2 separate regions of the Homo sapiens genome follow, and region 2 is linked to region 1. The links are chromatin loops, found by intact Hi-C in ENCODE. Cell type or tissue: endothelial cell of umbilical vein. All regions are shown on one strand. Each heading gives the region's core, and the rest is flanking DNA. Links, peaks and the distances in the headings are about the cores only.

What was found. A loop is a pair of places that touch in the nucleus more often than their neighbours do. Peaks named below come from ENCODE experiments on the same cell type or tissue, not always from the same donor. Only the 100,000 strongest peaks of a DNase experiment are listed, where the experiment ranks them.
Region 2: it touches region 1 in a loop (6-fold over the local background); 3 of 110 quality-filtered maps call a loop at or near these places.

The regions. Positions count from the first base shown.
Region 1 is chr12:76,253,648-76,264,479 of GRCh38, reverse strand. It overlaps LNCOG (lncRNA osteogenesis associated), which reads right to left and starts at 4,597. Exons shown (of 4, transcript NR_146531.1): 1 at 4,499-4,597. In endothelial cell of umbilical vein, for the core only: no CTCF peak of the experiment used is centred there; DNase peaks (open chromatin) are centred at 3,979, 4,699 and 5,169; H3K4me3 peaks cover 361 bases; H3K27ac peaks cover 3,205 bases.
Region 2 is chr12:76,178,743-76,189,574 of GRCh38, reverse strand. No RefSeq gene overlaps it. Among named protein-coding and RNA genes, the nearest start is that of LNCOG, 76 kb to the left of the region's middle. In endothelial cell of umbilical vein, for the core only: no CTCF peak of the experiment used is centred there; a DNase peak (open chromatin) is centred at 5,904; H3K27ac peaks cover 1,242 bases.

The sequences.
Region 1 (10,832 bases), core at 2,508-7,507:
GGGGCCATTGATGAAAAAACAATTATGTCTATCTTTATTATTACACTAAGTTTTTATTGGCTGAAGTTGTTAGAAGAAGCTGATAGTAAAGAAATACTGATCATTGGTAGTGATGCAGTTGTATATTTTCAGTGATGGGGAGATTGCTGAAATGTTGCAAATATAGTAAGTGTGAGGATTACAGAAGATAATGATGATGATATTATAAATATAGGTGAAAAAAACACCACAGATGATCTGGTGATGTTACTTAATGTGAGGTAGTTTATAGCTAGCCTGGAGTAATATGCTTTCAATGATGATGGAAAGATTGTTGACATTTACTCAAACAGAAATTGTTTAGACAAAAATCCATGTTAATAAAACGAATGACAGGAGAAAGTTTGGTTTTTATTTAATTTTATAAAAAAAATAATTTTTAATCCGTATCATTTCTTATGATCCTGTGAATCCCAGTCCAAAGGCAGGAGAAGACCGACGTTCCCGCTCCAGCATGCAGGCAGGAAGGGGACAAATCCCTTCCTCTGCTTTTGTTCTATCAAGCTTTCAACGGGTTGAATGAGGCCTCCCCATATTGACAAGGGCAATCTACTTTCCTGAGTCCACCAATTCAAATGCTAATCTCATCTGAAAACACTCTCACAGACACACCCAGAAGTAATGTTTAATCTGGGCACCCCGTAGCCTAGTCAGTTTGACCCATAAAATTAACCATTACAGGAGTTGAGGGCTTCAACATATGAATTTTGAGGGGATACAATTCAGTCCATATCATCCGCAGACTCCACTGCTGGTATTATGTAAAATATAATATATGAATGTATAACCTTTCTAAAAATCTCTAAAATTCTAAATTATGAATTATCCAGCCAAAACCATTTCTGACAAGAGATTGTTGACCTATACAAAATATCCTATAACCTCTTTCCTTAAAAGAGTTGAGAGTATAAGACTATTGATCTAGAAAATAATAAAATTTTAGAAAAATGGAAGAAAATAGTTCTATTGCTTGTTTCTCCCTTTAAACTCCTTTTATTCTAAGGAGAGTACGGGCTTTTAAGAACTTGATGAAAGGGGTCTAGAATATCTCAACCATGATTTCATTTCAGCCCTCAGCCTACTCTGTACTTTTGTGTGAAGCCATCCAGGTCCTCAGAGTCTCATTTACTAGTCAGGAACAAGGCAGGACTGTGACTCTTACCCCAGGAACGTGCTCTTCCAAATACAGCACTCCTATCTACTCTAGATCTGCCACTTGCTGGTAGAGTGGTGGGCAATCCTCATCTCCAAAATGATAATAATGGCAGTGCTAACCGCAAGGGTTATTGTGGGGATTTGATGTGATGATCCCTGTGAAGTGCTTAGAACAGTGCCTGCTGTGTGGTGGGCTCTCGATAAATGTCATTTATTACTATGAAAGGTTAGGAAGAGTAAAAATTACTTTGGTCTTTTCCATTAAGGTGAAATTGCCTCTGCAGATAACATGATCTTATATATGGAAAACCCTAAAGACTCCACCAAAAATCTATAAGAACTAATACATAAATTTAGTAAAGTTGCAGGACACAAAATCAACATAAAGAAATTAGCTGCATTTCTATACACTAACAGCCTATCTGAAAATGAAATCAAGAAAACAATCCCGTTTACAATAGCTTTAATTAAAAAAAAAAAAAAAAAAAAAAAAACTTAGTACTGGGTGGAGTGGGTCACACCTGTAATCTCAGCACTTTGGGAGGCTGAGGTAGGAGGATTGCTTGAGCCCAGGAGACCAGCCTGGGCAACATAGTGAGACCTTGTCTCTACAAAAATTTTAAAATTTGGCCAGGTGTGATGGTGTACACTTGTAGATACAGCTTCTTGGGGAGCTGAGGTGGGAGGATTGCTTGAGCCCAAGAAATTGAGGCTGCAGTGAGCTGTGATTGCACCACTTCATTCCAGCCTGGGCAACAGAGCAAGATCCTGTCTCAAAAAAATAAAAATAAAAATAAAAATATAAATAAACACTTAGGAATAAATTTAACTGACATGAAAGATCTGTACAGTTAAAATTATAAAACACTGATGAAAGAAATCGAAGACACCAATAATGGAAAGATACCCTATGTTTACAGATTGGAAGAATTGTTAAAATGTTTATACTATCTACATAAAGCAATCTACAGATTCAATGCAATCTCTATCAAAACTCCAGTGTTTTTTACAGAAATAGAAAAAATAATTCTAAAATTCATATGGGATCCTTAATGACCCTGAGTAGCCAAAGCAATATTGAGAGAAAAAAAAAAAAAAGCTGGAAGCATCATACTATTTGATATCAAAATACACTACAAAGCTATAGTAATCCAAATAGCATGGTATTGGCACAAATACAGACATGTAGACCAGTGAAACAGAGATCCCAGAAGTAAATCCATGTATTTACAGTCAACTGATCTTTAACAATGGTGCCAAGAATACACAATAGGGAAAGAAGAGTCTCTTCAATAAATAGTGCTGGAAAAACTGCATATCCACATGCAGAAGAATGAAATTAGATCCTTATCTCATACCATATACAAATATCAACTCCAAATGGATTAAAGACTTAAAGTAGATCTGGAAAAAGGAAACTCTCTAAACAAAAGTCCTCCTCCCTACCCCTCTTCCAGCTGCTTTGCATCTGTTTGTGGAGCTCCACTTTTGTCCCCTTAAAGGTAAATGAGCACTTTCCTCCTTCCATTTCCACTGCACAGGTAACTCTCAAAGGACTTCACACTCATTAACTCCAGCATGGAGAGCAAGGGACTAAAGAGCAACACTTTTCAGAGACAGTTTTTTAGAACATTTATTTTCTGATGATGATGGTCTTCCTCTGTTTTCCCAGAGTTGGATGCCTACCTAGAGAATCTCCAAAAAATGCAACAGTGTGCTTTGATGTTTGCCTACCATAGTTACCATTGTTAAATACTATTTATGGGTCCGGGCACTTCTAATCAAAAAGTGCCTGTAATCCCAGCACTTTTTGATTAGAATGTTAGAACTTTCAGCCCCATCCACCACTCCTATCACTATGCAAGGGAAAGGGGTTGGAAATTGAAGCTGGATGAGCACATTGGCTCACGCCTGTAATCCCAGCACTTTGGGAGGCTGAGGTGGGTGGCTCATTTGAGGTCAGGAGTTCAAGACCAGCCTGGCCAACATGGTGAAACCCCATCTCTACTAAAAATACAAAAATTAGCCAGACGTGGTGGCAGGCACCTGTAGTCCCAACTACTCATGAGGCTGAGGCAGGAGGATCACTTGAACCCAGGAGGCAGAGTTGCAGTGAGCCAAGATTGCACCACTGCACTCCAGCCTGGGCAGCAGAGCGAGACTCCGTCTCAAAAAAAAAAAAAAATAGTGAATGACTCAGTCTATTTGGGCTGTTATAACAAAATAGTATATACTGGGTAATTTATAAACAATGGAAAGTTGTTGCTCACAGTTCTGGAGGCTGGGAAGTTCAAGACCATCCTGGCCAACATGGTGAAACCCCATCTCTACTAAAAATACAAAAATTAGCCAGGCATGGTGGTATAAACCTGTAGTCCCAGCTACTTGGGAGGCTGAGGCAGGAGAATTGCTTGAACCCGGGAGGTGAAGATTGCAGTGAGCCAAGATCATGCCACTGCACTCTAGCCTGGGTAACAGAGTGAGACTCAGTCTAAAAAAAAGGAAAAAAAAAAATATGGGAGGCCACTGTTTTGGACTGATTCCTGCACTAGGCTCCATCAGCCGGGACCAAATCAAAATGAAATAAATTCTAGCTTCCACATAATTAAACTGAATTTAGAAATGGGCCAGTTAAAAAAAAAAATCTAGGAGATTCTCAGCAACCAATCCAAAGCCACCAAGTCAACCTGAGCTGACATAACATGAAAGGCCCTCTGCTTTAACCCATACAAGGAAAGTTAACTGAAGCCATCTGATGTTAACCAACCCACTTTTGGCATGACACCATTTCCTTCTTGCTTAAGCTACCTTACAGAAATCAACTGTTCTGCCAACCCTGGAGGAATGTCTTTCCATTTTATGAATGGGATGCTGACCAACTCATAATTGCTAATAAAAGCTAATGAGATCTTTAAATTCAATTTGTTGAAATATTGTTCTCTGTCATCCTCTACCCCATCACCTGTGCTCAGCACCACACCTCTGCTTCACTGTGCCCCTTTATTATTTTTCTAAAGCTGAACAAATCACATGGGCCCCACAGTTAGTGTTTACCTTATGCAACGACCTGTGTGGCCCCTATCAGAGCAAACAGAGAAACAGAAAGATACTCTTCCCCCCATATTAATTCCTCCTCTGCTCAAAAATGGCTTAAATTTCTTGAATTTCTTCAAGCCAGCCAAATGACAATCACAGTCATTATCTAAATGCAAACCCTTCTGAGATAGTGCTTTAATTCACAGTAAGATTCAAATAAATCATAACATCATATCTCGAGGGCAGATTTTCTTAAATGGGTACATACCGTTTTCATCAGTTGTTTTCTTAGAGCTCTGGATATTTCTCTTGTAAGAGGAACAATCTGTGCAATTACAGTTCTGTAAAATACAGCTACAGAATGCTCTGACTTAAGTGTCAGGAGAACAGCCAAGGAGCAAGTTGAGAACTGCCTGGAAGGACCTCTGGCATTACTTTAAAGCCCTGCCAGATCACTTCCGGTATCACATCATCAATTTCCTACCCCAGCTTCACTGACTCCCTATATTAGCATTTCCTGTTAATGTTTTTCATACCCACATGTGAGGGTTACATGGAATTTTAAGTTAGATTCAATAGAAGGAGCAGCAGTATAGAAATACAGTTATTAAAATTCCACTGGTATCTTTCTACTTGTTTTAATGACTACTAAAAACTTAAAAATTATATTGTGTGGCTCACACTATATTTCTATTAGGCAGTGCTGCCTTAGAAAATTCTAGTCATTTTCTAACAGAAAACCTATATGTACAATTAAAAACACTTAAACTGTGGGGGGTTACTAACAACATATACCCTTTCCCCCATTCGGTTTCTCTCTGTAAGCAGTTTAAATTACCTCTTCATTTGCTGAAGATAAAAACTTCAATATTTGAGGATTAAGAAGAGCAAAAGAGGGTCAGAGAAAGGAGATGTTCCCTGCCAGCAGTGTCCTTGTCACATGCTGGGAAGTGAGTTGGCCTAATGGCATTTAACAGTTTGACATGTGAAAAAGAAGAAAACAAGCTGCCTTTTAATCCTGGCATTCTAACCTCTCTCTTCTAATCTCTCCCTAGCCTCTGTCTTCTAGGAATGTGGGATACATTGGGTTGGGAAGTAGAGTGACCTTTGACAGAGATTGGGATGGGGTCCAGGGCAGCTGGCTCCTCTGAATAAATAGGTAAAGACAGGTACAATTAAATAGGGAGTAAGCATTTGCTCAGATGCAGTAGTCCACTAGGAGCCAGTAATCTGTCTAAGTCAATAGAATCCAGAGAAAGTCAAGGTAGTGTGAAGACAATGACGGAAAACTTCATCCACAGAGAAGAAAGAGTAGAATGAACAGATGACCACAGTCTTCCGATGGATGAAGAACCAGCTGTCCACTAAGACTTGTCCCTCATGGCTAAATTGCAGTACCAAAGTTATCTTTCCTGAAGCAATTAGTCTTACATTTTCTCTCTTGCTGTTCACATATTGTTGTTCTGCCATTGAGAAGCAAATGATGGCCAGGTGCGGTGGCTCACACCTGTAATCCCAGAACTTTGGGAGGCTGAGGCGGGTGGATCAGGAGTTCAAGACCGGCCTGGCCAGCATAGTGAAACCCCATCTCTACTAAAAATACAAAAATTAGCTGGGTATAGTGGTGGGAACCTGTAATCCCAGCTACTTGGGAGTCTGAGGCAGGAGAATCACTTGAACCCAGGGGGGCGGAGGTTGCAGTGAGCTGAAATCGTGCCGCTGCACTCCAGCCTGGGTGACAAGAGGGAAACTCTATCTCAAAAAAGAAAAAAAAAAAGAAGCAGCAGCAAATGATGTGTAGAGACTATGGAGACTCTTCTGTCCTCCCACAGATAATGTGCAGATAACATCATTCCAACATCTAAAAATGTGTTATTCATTTATTTCTGCAGAGGCAATATTCTTAGTATTGTACCAGTGACAGCCCTTGGGAGTTACTAACTGTTTATAGAAGAAATTTTTCCTGATGAAATAAAGATTCTGAGTTAATGTCTCTTTTAATATCTTGGAACATTCTGGGGGAGGCTGACATTTTAAAAATATCTTGCTTTGAATATAGGGTCTCTACAGTTGATATATCTAAGCACAATATCAATATGGAATCAGAAATTAGAATAAAAGTGAGCTGGGTATGGTGGCTCATACCTGTAATCTCAGCACTTTGGGAGGCCAAGGTGGGAGGATCACTTGAGCCCAGGAGTTTGAGATCAGCCTGGCCAACATAGTGAGACCTCATTAGAAAGAAAAAAAAAAAGGGCCAGATGCGGTGTCTCATGCCTGTAATCCTAGCACTTTGGGAGGCCAAGGCGGGCGGATCATGAGGTCAGGAGATCGAGACAGTCTTGGCTAACACGGTGAAACCCCGTCTCTACTAAAAATACAAAAAAGTTAGCTGGCGTGGTGGTGGGCGCCTGTAGTCCCAGCTACTCGGGAGGCCGGGGCGGGAGAATGGCATGAACCTGGGAGGCGGAGCTTGCAGTGAGCCGAGATTGCGCCACTGTACTCCAGCCTGGATGACAGAACAAGACTCCATCAAAAAAAAAAAAAAAAAAAAAAAGAAAATTCTTTCTTTTTCTTTCTTTTTCTGAGACAGTGTCACTGCATCCTCAACCTGGGATCTCAGCCTGGGTCCACAGGCATCTACCACCATGCACAGCTTATTTTTTAATTTTTTGTCGCGATAGCATATCTTACTATGCTACTCAGGCTAGTCTTGAAATCCTGGGCTCAAGTAGTCCTTCCAACTTGACCTCCCAAAGTGCTGGGATTATAGATGTGAGCCACCACACAGATGCTAACTTGCTGAAGATATTATTGAAAAGTTATCCTATTAAGATTTTATTAATATTATAAATTATTAAATATTTTATTGTATTATTATCTTGGTATCTGATTCATTCTCTCTTCCCATGGTTTCTTTGTAACTTAGGCTAAGATAGTTATGTGTGTGTGTGTGTGTGTGTGTGTGTTTATGACAACAAATATGTCATTTCAACACAACAAATTCTCCAATTCTCCAGCACCAACTTGGTGCCCAACAATTCAATCCAGTTCTAACACTAACTGCCCAGAGTTAGCACAGACCTCATAGGTTGAGGGCTCAGGACCACAAGCCTACTCCCATTTTAGATGTCAGCCACAAATGAAGTCCCAGGGCTACCCACACTTCTGGCCAACTGACTACTGGTTTGGGGATTCCTATGACACTCCCCCCCACCAACTGGGGTTTGATAATTCGCTAGAGTGACTCAGAGAACTCAGGAAAATGCTTTACTTATAAAGGGTACAATTCAGGAAAAGCCAAATGAGAGAGATGATCATTAGGGCAAGGTATAGAGGCTTGGGATGCTGAGAGTCCATGTCTTTTCTGGGCAGGCTCATACCTTCCATGTCCACCACACATCATGTAGGCATAGTTGATTAAATCATTGACTGTTGATAATTGCACTCAATTTCCAACCCCTTTCCTGTGTGTAGAGGTGTGACAGGGGATGGGGCTAAAAGTTCTAACCTTCTAATCAGAAAGTTTTTCTGGCAACCAGCCCCAATACTGAAGCTAACTAGGTTGCCTCCACAGTCATCTAAGTAGCATACAAGCAACAGTAAATGCCAAGGGTTTTAGGAAGGAATAAAGACCACATATTTATTTTTTGTTATACTCCAACAATGATCATGGTAAATAATATTAATCATTAACATTTGTTGGATGTCAGGCAGTGTTCTAAGAACCACATAGGCATTTGGTCATTCCTATGTGGTGGAGGCTGATGAGGTGAGGGCGGAGAGAATGTAGAACTCTCAGATTCTGATATAGTAGGCAGAGGATGGGGCTCAGGAGTCAGCATTTTTAATAAGCTTTCCAGGCGACTCTAATTCAAGTGGCCCACAGATTACTCCTTGAAAGGAGGTAATAACCCTTGAGAGGAGTTGTGACACGGTTCTACCTTGTTTAGTCCAATGCTGCAATAACACCAAAAGAGATGTCTTTATTCAGATTCAGAAATGTCTCATTTATATTCTCTGAAGGTGATGTATCTAATGCTTGTGAAAGATTTTATTCTAATGCTAATTTGGTATCACAGAACTCAAGAGACACTCAGTCCCATTTAGTTTCTGGAATGGAGAGTAAAGTACATGAAAATCTCTAGTCCCCCTGGAGACTTGACTTACACCCCAGCAATAGACTGATTCAAAGCAGAGTGTCTTGATTTTGTCATCATTGATATTTGGGGCTGGATAGTTCTTGGTTGTGGGGAGCTGTCCTCACATTGTAGGATGTTTAGCAGCATTCCTGACCTCTATTTACTAAATATCAGCAGCATCTGCTCCTCCACCTCCCAGTGCTGATGACCAAAAATGTCTCCAGACATTGCGAAATGTTCTCTGGGGGACAAAATTGGCTCTAGATGAGAACACTGTTCTAAAGGATATAGGTGAAGAGTGCTGTGATGACCCTCATATTCTTGGCTCTCTCTTTTTGTTAAATGGGTTTCTGTTGTGGGGACATCCACGAAGCAGCAACATTCAGTGAGGAGCCAAAGACAGCACTGAGCTCAAGAGAAATAAGAACAAATCCCTGGATCCAGCTCGGGCCAACCAGATGCCTTCTTGACCTTAAGTGAGGGTCTCAGTAGGGTGAGGTGGGGACGAGAATCTTGCTGGCGGCACTTCCCCCCAGAATTTAAAGTAACCCTGAAATGTAGATGAAATCATTTTCACACATCTTCACCACAACTCAAAGTACCCAAATGAGTCTGCTGAAAAACACCAACCTATCAACAGAAACATTTCCAGGAGCAGTTCTTGGGCATTGTGAATGTGCAATTGCCTCAATGCATGCCTGTAACTACTATTACCATCAGAAGCAGGACCTGGGATGTCAGGGCCTTTTCAGGGGGATTAGCACTGACATGAACATCAGCTTAGGAGATATTGCCAACATTATTAATAGACACTTTGCCCCAGCTTGTTGAGAATGGTCCAAGCAGTTCTATTTTCACAGAATAAATCCGGGTGGCCCGTCCACTAGGAGAAATGTAAAAATGCAATCATCGATTTCTCTGTAGATTCAGGAACTTTATGTGTAGTGAGGGGGAAGAAAACAGAAATGAAATCCTCTTCCCGCCTTTGCTGCCCAGAAAATGAAATATGTCCTCCTAGAATCTGTTTGGATGATTCCATTGGAACAGGATGATGCACCTGTAGAAACTCCTTTTAATTTTTCAACATGGAAAGAAACAGGGACCCCTGAAATTGTAATCATAAGGAACTGTACAGGGACTCTTTCCCCTGATGGATGCTGGACACATGTACTTGGAGTATGCGTTCAGTGATGTGTCCAAGAGTGAGGGCTACCAGAAGGACTCCTTTCCCTAAAGCTGCTCCCACAGTCTCTCAACTCTGTCTGAAATTAGAGAAGGATTCAGATGAAGGAAGTTACAGCTTACATCCTGTCAACAGCAGTTCAAAATATTCAAATGTCCCTGTGAAGAGTAACAGTGAAGATGACATCAACCATTCGCACATTCGTGTAAATTAGTTTATTATCTGGCACAAGAATGGGGAATTAGCTTGGAACTTTTGTGGGCATGGGAAGGAAGGAATGTTTGGGAGATGCTGTGTTAAGACCAATCATCTACAAAGAAGAATCTGAAGCAAAAATTGTTCACGATTTTTTTAATTTAATGCTTTATTATTATTGCTGTTTTAAACTATAAAAGTAATACATGTTAAATTGAACAATATAGAACGGGGTCCCCAACCCCCAGGCTATGGACTGGTACCAGTGCATGGCCTGTTAGGAACCAGCCACACAGCAGGAAGTGAACAGCAAGAGGTGAGCAGTAGGCAAGCAAGCATTACCTTCTGAGCTCCACCTCCTGTCAGATCAGCAGTGGCATTTAATTCTCATAGGAGCACAAGCCTTGTTGTGAACTGTGCATATGAGTGATCTAGGTTGCGCTCCTTATGAGAACCTTTTTTGTTTTTTGAGATGGAGTCTCACTCTTGTCTCCCAGGCTGGACGCAATGGCACGATCTCGGCTCGCTGCAACCTCTGCCACCTGGGTTTAAGTGATTCTCCTGCCTCAGCCTCCTGTGTAGCTGGGATTACAGGCACCTACCACCACACCCGGCTAATTTTTGTACTTTTCCTTATGAGAATCTAACCAATGCCTGAAGATCTGAGGTGGAAGTTTCATCCCCAAACTGCCCCCTCCCCATGGAAAAACTGTCTTCCACGAAACTGGTCCCTAGTGCCAAAAAGGTTGGGGACTGCTGATAGAGAAGTATACAGAGTAACACGGTATGGTCTCCTCCTCTCACATCCAGATCCACTGCCATGTAAATCTGTTAGTATTCACTTTACTGGCTGTCCATTGGGAATGTTTTTCCATGTTTATATGAACTCATATGCATATACAGTATATAATATAGGTTCTGTTTTTTAGATTTTTTAACAAAAAAATATATACTTAGCAATTTATTATGGACATCTTTCCAAGTTAATGCCTTTCCCTCATTCTTTATAATAGCTGCATATATTCTGATATAGATATATCATTATTTATTCATTAATCTTTGTTTGCAGACATGCTTTTTTC
Region 2 (10,832 bases), core at 3,931-8,930, 76 kb after region 1:
CACCTGTAATCCAAGCACTTTGGGAGTCCAAGGTGGGTGGATCACCTGAGGTCAGCAGTTTGAGACCAGCCTGGCCAACATGGCAAAAACTCCATCTCTACTAAAAATACAAACATTAGCTGGGCGTGCTGGTGCACGCTTGTAATCCCAGCTAGTTGAGAAGCTGAGGCATGAGGATTTCTTGAACCCAGGAGGCAGAGGTTGCAGTGAGCTGAGATGGCGCCACTACACTCCAGCCTGGGCGACAGAGTGAGACTGTCTCAAATAAAAAAAAATTATATATATATACATACACACACACACATACACACACACATATATATGCTATATATAAGATTACATGGTGATGAATACTATGGATAAAAATAAAGCCAGGAAGGGGGATACAGGAAGTGTGAATTTTGGGGGCTTTGCAGTTTTAAATAGGACAGCCAGTAAAAATCTCATAGAGAAGGTGATTCTTAGGCAAATACAGAAAGGAAATAATGGAGCAACTAAGCCATGTGGATATCTAATAGGAAATTGATCTAGAAAATGGAACAGTAAATGCAAAGGCCCTGGGCTGTAACACACATGGCCTGTTTAAAGAACATTAAGGAGGTCAGTGTAGCTGGAGAAAAGTAGGTAAGAGGATAGAGGTTAGAGTTCAGAAGGGTAGGCAGGGGAGAGGGGATAAGAATATTCTGTAGGCCCTTGAAGAGCACTGTAGTGACTTGAAGGTCATTCGTGAATTTGCCTTTCCTTGAGAGTGAGATGGAAATCCATTGGAGTGTTTTGAGTAGATGAGTGACTTGGACTGACTTCTGTTTCAATAGAATCACTCTGACTACTGTGCGAGAATAAACTAGAGTGGGGTGAGGGTGGGAGCAGGGAGACCAGTTAGGAGGTTGCTACAACAGTTCAATGAGATGATGGTGCCTTTATCAAGGGTGGTCCAGTACAGCAGGGTATTGAGAAGTGGTCAGATTCTGAGTATGTTTTAAAGGAAATCTATCAGGGTGTACTGGTGAGTTGGGTATGGGGTGCAAGAGAAGGAGGGTCCAGGGTGATTCCAAGGTTTTTGAAGTGTCTGTCTGAGGGGAATTGTTCCTTCTGCTTCTCAACTCATCCATCATTTCCTCCAGGGTTTTTGTTTGTTTGTTTGTTTTTTGAGATGGAGTCTCGCTCTGTCTGGAGCGCAGTGGCGCGATCTTGGCTTACTGTAACCTCCACCTCCCAGGTTCAGCAATTCTTCCTGCCTCAGCCTCCCGACTAGCTGGGATTATAGGAGCCTGCCACCACGCCCAGCTAATTTTTGCATTTTTTAGTAGAGATGGGGTTTTGCCATGTTGGCCAGGCTGGTCTTGAACTCCTGACCTCAGGTGATCTGCCTACCTCGGCCTCCCAAAGTGCTGGGATTACAGGTGTGAAACACTGCGCCCGGCCATTTCCTCCTCCTTTTCCAGGGGCTTGCTGTGTGATGTGTCCTCTCTTTGCTGCCTCCACCAAAAAGACAAAGGTATTAGCAGTGCTCCTGGTCTCCAACAAAGCCTACAGCGGTGCCAGATGTCAAGGACCCTGTTGTGTGAGCTAAAGGTGCTGCCTCCTGCTGTGCCCAAAACAACAGAAACTGCATGAGGATGCTGCATCTGCTCAAAAGCTCTTTTAGTGGATTACTCACTTTTTTTTTCAATCTTCTCTTACTCTAGGGCTCAGATAGGAATCTAAAGTAAAATCTAAATGACAGATCCTGTGTGAGACTCAGAATCACCCCTCCCCTCTGACTTGCTGTTGTCCTTAAATCCAACTTGTCTGCTTCTTTGGTGCCTTAGGATGAGTTCTTTCTACCTTGGGAGTTCCTTGGTCACTTATAAAACTAGACCCCACTAGGCCTCCAGACTTGCCTGAAAACTGGGGAGACAGAGGTGAGGAGGGGGAGGACACTCGTTAGGGACAATCTGGAATCTACTTTACCAGTATTAGATATCTTACCAACTCACTCCCATGGTAGAGAACACTTGGATTATTTTATTGCCACACTATGGTAAATATTTTGGCAACTGCCTTTCTTTTCTTTTTTCTTTTTTTGAGACAGGGACAGGGTCTTGCTGTGTTGCCCAGGCTTGTGTGTCGCCCAGTCACAATCACAGGCACAATCATAGCTAACTGAGCCTCAATTTGCTGGGCTCAAGTGATCCTCAAACCTCAGCCTCCCAAGCCTGCCTAGTTTTTATATTTTTTGCAGAGATGGGGTCTTGCTGTGTTGCCCAGGCTGGCAACTGCCTTTCAGTGACAAAGCACTGGACTGAAGAACATGATATACAATGTTGATTTTCATAACAGTGCTTTTTTAATGACAAAAGAGGTTTGTGACAGTCATGGTTTAAAACTTTCTTTCTTTTATTTTTTAGCATACATAATGGTGATAGATGAGTGAAATTGTATCAGTATTACTCTTCCTTTATGGGATTGTGAGAATTTTCTGGAATAATTATTAAGAAACCATTTCCACTTGTGGCAAGTAAGAAATAGCAAGGAGCACCCCATGTCCTGAAGACTTCAAGGACAAGAATCAACCAAAGACCTGTAAATGTCTGTCCTTGGTCTGATGAGCTGTGGCTTGTGTCACCCATGTTATATACAAGGTGTAATGATAATGGAACAAGACTGGATTTCATCAACCAGAGTAGAAATCAGGGTTATTTAGTTGGTTTAGCAAAGATCTATTCAATTTATGGAGCCATCTCTCTGCTCAGCCTCAGGGCAGTGTCACAGTCAAAGAAATTTTTTAATAATTTACATTCTTTACTTGCATTTCCTGAATACTTTGAAGGAGATACCAAGACCACAAAGGGAGATATGAACATTGCCCATCGTCATCCTCCTCCCCTCTCCTGTACTTCCTCCCTCATTGCAGCAGCTACTGCTTCACATCTTATCAATTTCTAGGAAAACTCTTCTCTGAGGTAGTGTTTCTCTTCTCTTTCCCCTTATCTCCCTGTTCTCCATCAAAAAGATCTAAGATCTACCTTGGGGATGGGGCAGAAAGCCAAATAGAACAACTCAGAATTCTCTTTGGCACAAGAAGAAAGGGAATGACAGGGAACCTCCACACATTAATTCTTTTCCTTCTGACACACATGCAAATTAGTACTGTTTATTTCAAAATAGTGGCCTTGAGGGGCTCCAGCTTTTATACCAATACCTCAAACATCCTGGGATATTCACTTTTGAAACAGTCTCAGAAACGACTGTGACGAAAATCCATTGCATCCTTTTGTGGTCACATTTCACAGAGCATAGCTTCCCCCTGGCACCCCTGTGACTTTCAGGACTTACATCTTTAAGTGTCTCAGCCCTCCATTAATTTGTGCTGAAAGAACTGACAGGCGAGGGACTTCTCAGAAGGCATTGGGGCTACTGGTGACGGTCAATAATGCCCGAAGATCTCTGGCTGTGACATAGGTTGGTACAGGAGATGGATGAAAGAGGAAGGAAGAAAACAAACAAAAAAAACATACATAGAAGAATAAGACAATGGGAGTAAAGAGGGGAAGGCAAAAAAGAATGGCGGAAAGAATTTTAAAAAGAAATACCTGCTGAAAACAGAACAGTTTATGATGCAGATTCTTCAACCTCCTAATGTAGTTAAGCATTTTACTCTGGTTTATCACAGGTTCCCAGCCACCTGGTGAAAGGGACTAGTGAGAAGTGGGGGTGAAGAGAAGGTGGCAGGTAAGAGAGACTGCCCAGGGACACTAGCGTCGGGTTTTGTTATATACCAAGAAGTTGCCCTGTTGATTAAACTCTGCTCAAAGAGAGTTGGAATATGAAGCAAGATACTCAATCTATCAGTAAAGAAATCAACAAGTCTTTTCTTTCCAAAATTTTGATGTCACAAGCCATTATCTGCAGCAGGACATTTGATTATAATAGAATTAATTGTCATATCACAAATAGTGGATTAATGAATGAAAGATTGGACTAAGTGAGTGGAGGGGCCACTATTATCACTGAGAATACAGTTTGATTAATAGAAAGAAAGACTGGGAGCTAGGTACAGTGGCTCACACCTGTAATCCCAGCCCTTTGGGAGGCCGAGGTGGGCAGATCATCTGAGGTCAGGAGTTCAACACCAGCATGGCCAACATGGTGAAACCCCATCTCTACTAAAAATACAAAAATTAGCCAGGCGTGGTAGTGCACGCCTGTGGTCCCAGCTACTCGGGAGGCTGAGGCATGAGAATCGCTTGAACCCAGGAGGCAGAGGTTGCAGTGAGCTGAGATGGTGCTACTGCACTCCAGCCTGGGTGACAGAGTGAGACTCTCGTCTCAAAAGAAAGAAAGAAAGAAGAGAGAGAGAGAGAGAGAGAAAAGGAAGGGGGCAGAGGGGAGGGGAGGAGAGGGAAGGGAGACTGGGAAACAAAAAATCAGAAAGAAAAGACCACTTTAAAGAGAGAGATGGGTAGAAAAAATTGATTTAGAGAACTTAAAAAATACTTTGAAGACAATGTACGTAATGATATAAAAAGGAAAAAACATCAATTTTCTACCCCTTCTAAATGTTACTGATGGAATAGGCAAGAATCACTCCCACATGTGGCTACCACATGGACATTGGTGCGTGTGGGTGTGGGTGTTTTTAAACAATTGAAGTTACCTGAGGTAAGTACCTGGTATTATTTCACACTGGACATTTGCCTTCAGAGTATAAAACAAATTACATGGCTAGTGATGGACCCGGAAGTTACAACTGACTAATTTTCACCTTTAGTTCTAATATGATTTTTAAAACAAAAACATATAGTAAATTTGTATAAAATCTTGGAATTTTTTTCATCTTTTCTTTCTATAACTGACACCCAGGAGCAAGCTGGCGAATTAATTTGAAGTTTTGGCATCTTGTATATTATTATTTGATTTTCTTTTTTCTTTTTTTCTTTTATATTTTACTCAAAGATCCAGCAGAAATGAATATTATTTTAGTTTTTAAGGCAGCCTCTACTATTGCATCAGAGATACTGAAACCTCCAAGAAAAATTAAAAGATTGTTTCTTATGAACTAATAGATATGTCTTATTAATATTCTACTCAACATTTTAATGTATGAACTTTGTTTTTATAGACTAGTTCAAGACCAGAGTCTATTAGTAAAAACAGATTTTACAGAAAAGTGAAAAATGATAATCTATAAAGATCATTGGAAAAAATGTGCTCTCTGATAGGTGGTAACATGTGCTAGTGTTTCTTTTATTAATAAATTAGATATCTGAAGAGGAATACAAAAGATTGTCAAAGGCTCATGCACACATTAAAATATTTATCCCTGGCTTTCATTTCATAAGCTGAAAATGTCTAATTCATATAAAAATAAAATGTTAATACACCTATTATCATCTTGGCACCTTGGTACTTAGATTTGTTATGTTTATGTAGGCAAGGGTTCACAATCTTGACTGCACATTAGAATTATCTGGGGAATTTTTTAAATAAATTTTGATGCCCAAACAGAAGCCCAAACCAATGAATCAGAATCTCTCAAGGGTAAAAGATGGTATTTTCAAGGAACCTCAGGTGATTCCAAACACACCAGTGAGGTTGAGATCTACCAATTTTAGCAGTTCCTGATCAAGCCTCATTTTAATTACCATCTCTGTTAGAGTCATTTCCTCCTCTGCACTAAAAGAAGAGCACAAAGCAGATTGTATCATTGCAGCTTATGCCTGTGTTTCATTGTTTTTTTAATCTTCAGTACCTGATAGCTGCTCAAACATGAATGAATAAATGAACGTACTTATTTCCAACCAGGACCATGGAGAAAGGCTGCCACCATTTTAAAGACAGCAGATTCATTTAGAGCACATTGAGAGATGATCTGACTCATTTCGTTACATTACGCAGCTCTGAGTCACCTGGCACTTTCCCAGACAAAAAGTTTCAGAATCTGATGTTTCAGATCCTCATCCAATAGACATTTTTATCCCAGGAGCCAAGGCTGAGAATGCAGCTGACAGAATCAGTACAGGGCTTCTCTTAGGGAAGCGGTGGGAAGTCCCTGCTGCTCTGTGCTTATGTAACCATATGTTGTACAAGCATGACCCATAGAATGTGATCCAAACACTATATTTGTCTTGCTCCATCATTTTAAACTCTTATCAGTGGAGACAAACTTTTCTTGTTCATGGAGAGTCTTGGGCCACTCTCAGTGTTAGTCACTTTTAGTTGTAAAACAATCCTATTTTAGAAAGTTAATATAGTTGGTCTCACATAATAATAAAAAATCCAAACGTGAGATCAGGGCTAAACCATCACCTCTTCTCCAGCCTGGGCTTGTGTCGAAAGCCTGCATGTGGAAGGAGTTTGTGATCCTTCCGTTCTCTCTTTTCTCCCAGCTCACCTGTGCCACCTGTGATTTCTCTCTGGCTGGGGTCAAAATAGGGAGAGGGAGGAAAAGGAAGAAAATATGACACTGTTACTTGGCTGAACTTGGTAATGGTTGAAGTGGGAAACCTTGGATGAGAACAAGAGAGGGTAGCAGTTGATTCTTTTCTCATGGGAGATTTCATGGGTTCTTCAGAGTTTCTTGCTCTTCCCTTGACCTGGGCTGATCATGCTCTCCTTTGGGTGGTGCAAGGAAGGAAAAATGCTTTCTTCTACCTTTCTGGAATCTGTGACTGGTCCAAGAATTTAACTGAAATAAGACAGAATAACAGGCGAAAAAAAATTGAATTGTGTCTGCACACACAGGAGACCCACAAAAATATAAGACTCAAGGAAGGGGTCAGATGATTGAAACTCATATATTATCAGGAGCTACAGAGAGGAATAGGGGTTAGAATTTCTGGGTGGGAAGATGGGTGGAGACAAATTATGGGAAGAGGAGAGGAAATGTATGGTGAATAAAGGTTGTCGTGTGGTGCAGATAAGCGTCTCTCAGGTGAGAAAAGTTGTCTAGGAGTAGCTCTCTTTCTGGTACTGATATCTTTAGTAATAAAAGATATCTTTAGTAATAAAAATGTCTTTAGAAAATTCCTTTAGGCTGGGCGCGGTGGCTCACGCCTGTAATCCCAGCACTTTGGGAGGCTGAGGCAGGCAGGTCACTTGAGGTCAGGAGTTCAAGAACAGCCTGGCCAACATGAGGAAACCCTGTCTCCACTAAAAATACAAAAAGTAGCCAGGTGTGGTGGCACGCACCTGTAATCCCAGCTACTCGGGAGGCTGAGGCAGTAGAATCGCTTGAACCTGGGAGGTAGAGGTGGCAGTGAGCTGAGATCACGCCGGGGCAACAGAGTGAGACTGTCTCAAAAAATAAAATAAAATTCCTTTAAATGAGAAAACTTATGCTTTAGTTTAGGCAGCTGAGGGGAAAGTAAAGGGCTTTTCCTTTGTTGGCTCATTCTCAGTTGCCTTTAGTTCAAAATAATTAATATGCCAAAGTAGCATATTTTGGGGTAGCACTTTCTGAACTCTTTCAATGGCCATTTGTGACACTTTCTTCACCTCAAGATACATAGGCCCCTCCAGGCAGCCTAGTTGACAAAAAGAGCTCCTGACAAAGGCTCTCTTCTTTGGCCAAGCTTGAGTCAGGCTGCCTTGGGTCTTTTCTGACTAGGCCAGACCTTGGGTTTCCTTCTCTGTCTTTGTAGAATCCAGTTAGAGGAAGAATCCTGCTAAGTCAGGTTAGTGAAAATTCTCCACACTGGGTATCTGACCACCTTCAATATCTTACCCTGGCCTGCCTTAAGCAAGAATACTTTTTTTTCTTTTTCTTTTTTAAGACAGGGTCTCTCTATGTAGCCCAGGCTGGGATGCAGTGGCTATGCATAGGTGTAATCATGGCACAATACAGTCTTGAACTCCTGGCCTCAAGTGATCCTCAATCCTCAGCCTCCCAAATAGGTGGGACTATAGGTGGGAGCCACTGCACCCAGTATACCTTCAGCAAGAATTCTGTTGAGTCCATCTAGCAAGAATCTCCCTTAAACCTGATCTCTCCTCTTAGTCACTTTCCATCCACTGACTCCTATCCTGCTCCGTGGCTATAAATCCCCACTTGTCCTTGTTGGAATTAAAGTCAAGCCGAAGTCTGGGCTCAGTGGATCATGCTTGTAATCCCAGCACTTTAGGAGGCTAAGACAGGTGAATTGCTTGAGCCCAGGAGTTTGGAATCAGCCTGGGCAATATAGCCAAACCCCATCTCCACAAAAGTTAGCCAGGAGTGGTGGCATGCACCTGTAGTCCCAGCTACTCGGGAGGCTGAGGTGGGAGAATCACCTGAGCCCGGGGAGTTCGAGGCTTCAGTGAGTCATGATCTCCCTACTGTCCTCCAGCCTGGGCAACAGAACAAGACTGTCGAAAAGAAAGGAAAGGAAAAGAAAAGAAAAGAAAAGAAAATAGAAAAGAAAAAAGAAAAGAGAGGATAAGAAGGGAGAAAGGAAGGAAGGGAGAAAGAAAGAGAAAGGGAGAAAGAGAGAAAAAGAGAGAAAGAGAGGAAGGAAAGAAGGAAAGAATGAAGGAAGGAAGGAAAGAAGGAAGGAAGAGAAGAAGGAAGGAAGGAAAGGAAGAAGGAAGGAAGGAAAGAAGGAAGGAAGGAAGGGAAATCAAGTCCATTCTCTCTCCCCCACTACAAGACCCCATTTCTGTGGTCCCAATCCATGTCGCTATGGCCTCCCTTAAATACAGTCTTCCTTACCATCTTACCAAGCATCATGAATAATGTTTTAACACCCACACTGCTCTTCTTGGCCCACACTGGCCCATGAGACACTCCTGGATCCCTTATCTCCCTACCATATGGAGTCAGGCACATCTCTAGGCAGCAGCACACTGCTGGTTCCACCATTGAGGCAGTTGCCTCTAGAGCTTCAAGACACCATTCACAGTTCACTTTTCCTTCCTCAAGCCTGAGTGAGGGACTAGCCGTTTTTCTCTCTTGGTTGCAGGGAGCACTTAAAGCTCTGCCTGTAGTTGCCATGAAGTCCCTGTCTTCAAGGTATACCACCACTCTCCAGCAGGTGCACCTCCTCTGTCTTAGGTCAGTCTCCCTAGAAGCAGAGCTTGAAGTGAGGATTCTTGTTTAAGTGACTTACTGAGGAAGTGTTCTCATTAGAAGTGGAATGAAGAAAAGGATAAAGTGGGGGGAAAGGTGGTGGGGATCGGGGGTCCAGCACTTGCAGACCAAGCAAGACCCCAGCTAGAGACTAGCTTAAGTCTCATCCCACAGGGAAAATTCTGCAGCCCAAAGCACATCACAAACACCGTCCTACTTTGGGGCAAGGAATTCAGTTTATTTCCTCCTGCTAGTAGGATTAAGTTTTGCGGGCCAAGGTTGTCTGACAATGTGCAATTCGCCAGAGAAGGGGGTGGCTGAGAATTGTAGGAGACAAACTCTCAGGAGCTGGTGGGTGGGAGAGGGTAGGGCCACGGGTCAAAGTGCTCTGAAGGGGTATCAGCAATATCCACTACACCCACCCCACCCCAGCCTTTCTGTCTATCTTGATCTTTTGGTGCAGTTCAAGGACGGTGGAACAGATTCTTGAAGACATTTCCTCTTAAATGTTCTAATTGGGAGAGGGAGTGCCTGTCTCACTCACTTTGGTATCTGACATCTATCATAGCGTCCCCTCCATTTAAACAGAGGCAGGAGGAGTTCCATTCTAACATCCTCTCATTCTGAAGTGTGCTCAGGTTTTTCTTTTACACTAGTGACCATAAAGCTCAATGCCTTAATCCCACAGGCCAGAACCCAGAAAAGTGAGTAATCTCAATTCTCAAAACAATGTTTAGTGGTTTCCCTGGTCGCTATGATAGATTTTTGCTGTTCAGACTCTTCCTCTCAACAGACAGCATTAGAGATGTAGCTGGGGAGAGAAGGATGCATTCTGTGTCCATGAAATAGAATAGAGTCACCCGGAACAAACCCACAAGTTTATCATAAAAAAGCAAGCGCATTAAGTAAACTGGACTACCAAGCCATGGAGAACAACTTTTAGAGTATCCATTACCAAGCTGCGGCTAGAACAGCTTTTTAGAAATCTTCCTGAGGCATTCAGGAGCTTCAGGGAGAATGGACAGAGAGAGGAGAAGGGAGACTGACCTAGTATGGCAGTATATTACCAATTTCCAAAAGAACACCCATGCCAGGGAAGTCCCCAAAGGGCTAGAGATAAGTCAAGGAAAGGAGTCACTGAATCACAAAGATGTCAGAGCTGTAGGGAATCCTACATTTTATGCAGAAAAGCATCCCCTTTTTCACAGAGGAGGATCTGTGGCACAGAGAGGTCATGATGAAGCACTTGCAGACTGGCAACTCAAAGGCCAAACTTGGCCTGCACAGTCTCAGTTAGAGTATGAATTCATTGTGAAGACTGAAAAACCAGAAGATGGCATGCATGCACACATGCACACACACATGTGCACCTGGTTTTCTAACTTCTTTTGAAAATCTGGAGACCTGGCAACAAGAGGCCCATAGTCTGGCATCACAATAACCATCCAGGGCTTAATGAAGATGACAATCTAGTTTATTGTGTCCCATACCCAGCCAGTTTGGTTTTTATTTTTTATTTTATTCATTTGTTTTTTATTTTAGAGACAGGGTCTTGATCTATGGCCCAGGCTGGAGTGCAGTGATGTGATCATAGCTCACTGCAGCCTTGAACTCCTGTGCTCAAGTGATCCTCCCACCTCTGCCTCCAGAGTATGTGGGACTACCGGTGTGAGCCATTGCACCCAGATCCCCAGCCAGTTGGACTGATCTATCTTATCACCTGGTCCCTATAGGTAACATGGGGTGTGGCTTCTCGGTTATGATATTTATCCAGAGTCATATAACTAGTGACAGACTTGGGTAG